Regions from separate parts of the Homo sapiens genome. Here region 1 is linked to region 2. Evidence: read pairs that join two places in POLR2A ChIA-PET (ENCODE). Cell type or tissue: CD4-positive, alpha-beta T cell. All regions are shown on one strand. Region 1 has its middle 6.2 kb from the start of LCN2. Region 2 overlaps SLC25A25 (solute carrier family 25 member 25).

Region 1 (2,500 bases), 70 kb before region 2:
CCCTCTTTGGGGGAGGGGGACATGAACAAGGCTGTGACAGGCAGCGAGGACCAGATCTCGCTCCAAAGGGAAAGCGTGTCCACCTTCAAAAGGAGGGGACAACTTGGACCAGTGCAGAGTTGGGTGAGGGGAAGGGAGGGCAGTGCCAGCGGCAGAGCAGCAGGAGATGCCGAGAACACCCAGAGACCTTGGCCTTCACCTGGCCACTGTCCTTCTCAGCCCGATTCTCAGAGGGCCCAGGTCAGAGGTCTGAGGGGGAAGTGTGAGTTTCTGGGTACAAAGTTTGGTGGCCCAGACCTTGGGCCGGAGGGAGGACCACTCCCTGCCCTGTCCTGTGACTCTCAGAATCACCTGTCAGGAGGGGGAGCCCTCTGCATTGCCATGATGGGCAGGCCCAAGGCTGCAGGGCACAGGTCTGGGTGCCTCTCCCTGGGCCCAGACTCCCTCAGGCCTTGGGTGGGCACTGGCCTCTCCCAGGTCACTGCAGTCCCAAGCGCCCCTCCCTGGGAGCTCAGCCTGGATCTGCCCCAACTGAAGCGTCTCGTGGTTCTCCAGGTTCTGCCTACAATCCGAGGTCCCCCTGTCCTGGGCCACCTCCCCACACCACTGGGTCCCACCTCTTCCTGACACTCTTGGGTCCCCTGTCCTGAACTACCTCCTCCCACACTGCTGGGTTCCCTTGATTCAGGTCCCTTCCTTCCCATACCTCCGGGGCCCCTGGCTTGGCCACCTCTTCCCCACATCCGCAGGCCACACCCTTGGCTTTCTCTCAAGAGTTCACTTTCTTAACAGTGAATTTCCTATTGTTAGCATCTTCTGCAATCTAGAGAAGCTGAGAATTTCCCAAATCATCAAATTACTACAGCAAATTACCACAAAGTTGCAGTGAGCTGTTATCACACCACTGCACTCCAGCCTCAGTGACAGAGCGAGACCCTATCTCAAACAAACAAACAAACAAACAACATCCAAAAGGAATGAGAAAATTCTTGCCCTTCAGGAGAGGAAAAACATCTGGGCCACACCACCACCACCAACAACAAAAAATAGCTTATGTGTCATTTGCCTTTGAGTAATATACATACGTCATTCATTCACCTTAAAAATCAGGCATTAGGTACTGTAACAAATGTGCACCAAGAAAAGAACAGGCATTAGGATGTTAACCATTATGAAATTAAAAAAAATAATAAAGAATAAGATCCTTAATCATTTGCAAATACTTTTTTTTTTTTTTTTTTTTTGAGACGGAGTCTCGCTGTTAGCTAGGCTGCAATGGCGCGATCTTGCCTCACTGCAATCTCCGCTTCCTGGTTCAAGCGATTCTCCCACCTCAGCCTCCCGAGTAGCTGGGACTACAGGTGTGTGCCACCATGCTTGGCTAATTTTTGTATTTTTAGTAGAGATGCACTTTCACCATGTTGGCCAAGCTGGTCTCGAACTCCTGGCCTCAAGTGATCTGCCCACCTCAGCCTCCCAAACAAAGTGCTGGGATTACAGGTATGAGCCACCATGCCCAGCCTTTGAAACCTTTTTCTACATAAAGTTACATTTACATTATTCATTTACATGGATATATTTTGGGGGCCATTTTGCAGCCAGCATAGTCTCCTTGACCCCATAGACCCCTTCTCCCCACACCCCAGATTCCTCTTGTCCTGGGCCACCTGCACTACAGACCTCTTCACAAAGGGACTTGGACTCTTCTCAGGAGGGGACCCGGGTCATGGGCAGCCCCGCCTGTGTAGACAGCTGCAGCTGGGCTGCTCAGAGAGCCCCCAGCCCAGGGCTGAAGAGCTTCAGGGCTCAGCTGTGTCCCAGGCAGGTGCTGGGGCTGGGGGGTGGGAGCCTGGCCCTTCTCCCTCCCACTGTCTCCTTCTCTTCTTTTTTTTTTTTTTTTTTTTTTGAGACTGAGTCTAGCTGTGTTGCCCAGGCTGGAGTGCAATGGCGTGACCTCAGCTCACTGCAACGTCCGCCCAGATTCAAGCAATTCTCGTGCCTCAGCCTTCCTGAGTAGGTGGGATTACAGGTGCATTCCACCACGCCCGGCTAATTTTTGTGTTTTTGGAAGAGCTGGGCATTGTACCATGTTGGCCAGGCTGGTCTCCAACTCCTGACCTCAAGTGATCCTCCTTCCTCCACCTCCCAAAGTGCTGGGATTATAGGCATGAGCCACCGTGCACAGCCTGTCTCCTCCTCTTCCTGCCTCCCCACACCCTGCCTCATCCCCTTCCTGTGTAGCTCAGGGTACATACAGGCACCGAAGTGCACATCCAATGTGTCCCCGCCTACTAAATGTGCTGTGAGCATTACAAGCCACCCAGAGGGCCTTGCCTCCTAAGCAAAGGCCTCAAAGGTCCTTCCTTCCTGACCTGAGTCTCTCTCCTTCTAACTAATTATCCTCACTAGGAGCAGGCACTAGGAGAGAGCCGCTTCTCTGCCTCCTGCCCAAAGAGGGCCATTTCAGAGAACCACAGTAGAGGAGGAGCTGACTGCCAGC
Region 2 (2,500 bases):
CAGTAATCTCAGCTACTTGGGAGGCTAAGGCAGGGGAATTGCTTAAACCAGGGAGGTGGAGGTTGCAGTGAGCCGAGATTGCACCACCGCACTCCAGCCTGGGTGACAGAGTGAGAATCCGTCACACACACACAAAAAAATCTTCTCAAGGACAGGCATGGTGGCTCACACCTGTAATCCCAGCACTTTGGGAGGCTGAGGCAGGTGGATCACTTGAGGCCAGGAGTTGGATACCAGCCTGGCCAAAATGGCGCAACCCAGTCTCTACTGAAAATATAAAAATTAGCAGGGCATGGTGGCGCAGGCCTGTAATCCCAGCTACACCAGAGGCTGAGGCAAAGAATTGCTTGAACCGGGGAGGTAGAGGTTTCAGTGAGCTGAGATCACGCCACTGCACTCCAGCCTGGGTGACAGAGGAAGACTCTGTCTCAAAAAAAAAAAAAAGTATTCTAGTTGACTTGATAATTATGACTTTGAGCCAGGGACCGATTATGCAACAATATAACACAATTAGTTTAATATATGAATTTAATCCAATCTGTGAAAAGCATTTTTCTTTTCCTAAAGGGCCATTATATTATAGCGAATAATGTCTATCTCTTGGAAAGGAGCTTTCTTCTGTAGACTGTCTTATCTAAGTCTGGCTCTTTTGATAAACATCCACAAATGGCCAAACATTTAAAAAGTATAGAGTTCAACAGTCTGTCTGATTAAGCAATACCAACTTGACATTACTGATCTCCATTCAATAATTTCAAGTCAATAGGGATTGCCTCATGTGCACTGCTCGGGTCAGGGAGAGAAATGGGGGAGGGCGGATTCTTGTTCTTTGACAGGGTAAACTGGATAATCTTGAAACCTATACTTTGGGAGCAAAATATGTGGTTCTAAATTATCTCTCCTCCTCTTTCTCAAGTTTCCCCAAAAGAACTTGAGAATTCTCTTCATGTTCCTGAAAAAAACTGTGTTAAGGAGGAGAGGAGCAGGAATCAGAAGATGGTTCCAATTCCTTCTCTGGTCCAATTTCCTTGCGATCAAATGATCTTTGAGGTTGTTCCATTGTCTTTTTGAACCATTGTTCCTTCCCTAGTAAAATGGAGTGAAAATCATTTTACTGACTTGCTTACTTAACAAATTTTTGTGGGGCTCAAAAGAGATGGTGTGGATGCCAGTCTCTAAATGAGCAAACTGCAGCTCATCTAGAACCTCACCTGCAATAAACACCAGCCCCTTACAAGAGCCCCAAAGCCTCAGCTGGAGAGACAACTGTTTACACAGAATACAGCTTGCTTTCTTCCTCTAATTGGCTGCCTGAGTTCTAACCTATGTTTTAAATTTGTTTTAAGACACAGATTGTATTTGGTCACATGAAAATGCCTTAAATAGGCAATCTATAATTAGCTCTGGCTGAGTCTCATCTCCCAAAGTCACTACTGTTGTCGTCATCTTTTTTCTTTCTTCTTTAATGAACTCTTCCCTTTTTTTGTCCCAGAACAAGCTTCTCGCTTACATGCCCTTTACAAAGAAAATTTCCCTGGCTGGCTGCCAACGGTTTCTCTGCCCACTTCCATTTTAAGCAATTTTTATGAGTGTCCCATCTCTTCTCAAACAAAGGCAGATGGCAAAACTTGCTGGTTTACTTTTAAAGAAAACTTGACCCAGACTGTTATAAGCTAAGAAGAGGCTTTGTGAAGTCACATGGCCTGGGTTTACCCATCACCCCCTGATAAGCACTCACAGCTGATTCCCGTGCAAACCCCAGCATCTCACACTGGTTTCATATGGGCCATAGGAAGCACCTTCCAAAGTTTGATGTGTTCTTCAACATCTATTCCCATGGCAGATGACCCATTTTGACCCAAAGGGCCCCACAGTTCTCTTTCGGCTCCTGCTAGTTCTGCAAAGCCTCAGCACTGCTTTTTCTGTAGGCAGTTAATACTAATGCTAATTCAACAGGAAGTGGTATGGGGGTACAAGAGGCAGGATGTCTTCCTGTTGCCCAGTTATTTACAAAAAGGCAGATCTTCTCTCCAAGACTTCAAACGTTCCCCACAGGACTAACTTGTGCTCCTTTACAGGTAATGAGCTAATAAATTATTTCTGATCTCAAAGCTGTATAACAACTGAATTTGTTCAAAAGCCAAAAAAGTAGTAGAAATACAGTCTATACTGCCTGGTGCAGTTGCTCGCGCCTGTAATCCCTGAACTTTGGGAGGCCGAGGTGGGTAGATCACTTGAGGTCAAGAGTTCGAGACCAGCCTGGCCAACATGGTGAAATCCCTTGTCTCCTAATAGTACAAAAATTAGCCGGGCCATGGTGGCGGGCGCCTGTAATCCCAGCTACTCAGGAAGCTGAGGCAGGAGAACTGCTTGAACCCAGGAGGCAGAGGTTTCAGTGAAATCACACCATCGCACTCCAGCCTGGGCGACAGAGCGGACTGCTTCTCAAAAAAAAATAAAATAGATAAATAGGCCAGGCGCGGTAGCTCACGCCTGTAAT

Evidence for each region. ChIA-PET counts read pairs that join two places held together with the same protein. Peaks named below come from ENCODE experiments on the same cell type or tissue, not always from the same donor. Only the 100,000 strongest peaks of a DNase experiment are listed, where the experiment ranks them.
Region 1: POLR2A ChIA-PET joins it to region 2 with 6 read pairs; 7 of 35 experiments call an interaction of 5 or more read pairs at or near these places.

Annotation. Positions count from the first base shown.
Region 1 is chr9:128,142,016-128,144,515 of GRCh38, reverse strand. No RefSeq gene overlaps it. Among named protein-coding and RNA genes, the nearest start is that of LCN2, 6.2 kb to the left of the region's middle. RefSeq lists a cis regulatory region at 2,217-2,390. In CD4-positive, alpha-beta T cell, no CTCF peak of the experiment used is centred here; no DNase peak of the experiment used is centred here.
Region 2 is chr9:128,071,683-128,074,182 of GRCh38, reverse strand. All of the region lies in intron 1 of SLC25A25 (solute carrier family 25 member 25), which reads right to left. Among named protein-coding and RNA genes, the nearest start is that of SLC25A25, 4.7 kb to the right of the region's middle. RefSeq lists enhancers at 1-171, 172-672. In CD4-positive, alpha-beta T cell, no CTCF peak of the experiment used is centred here; DNase peaks (open chromatin) are centred at 1,532 and 1,932; H3K4me3 peaks cover 1,366 bases; H3K27ac peaks cover 2,432 bases.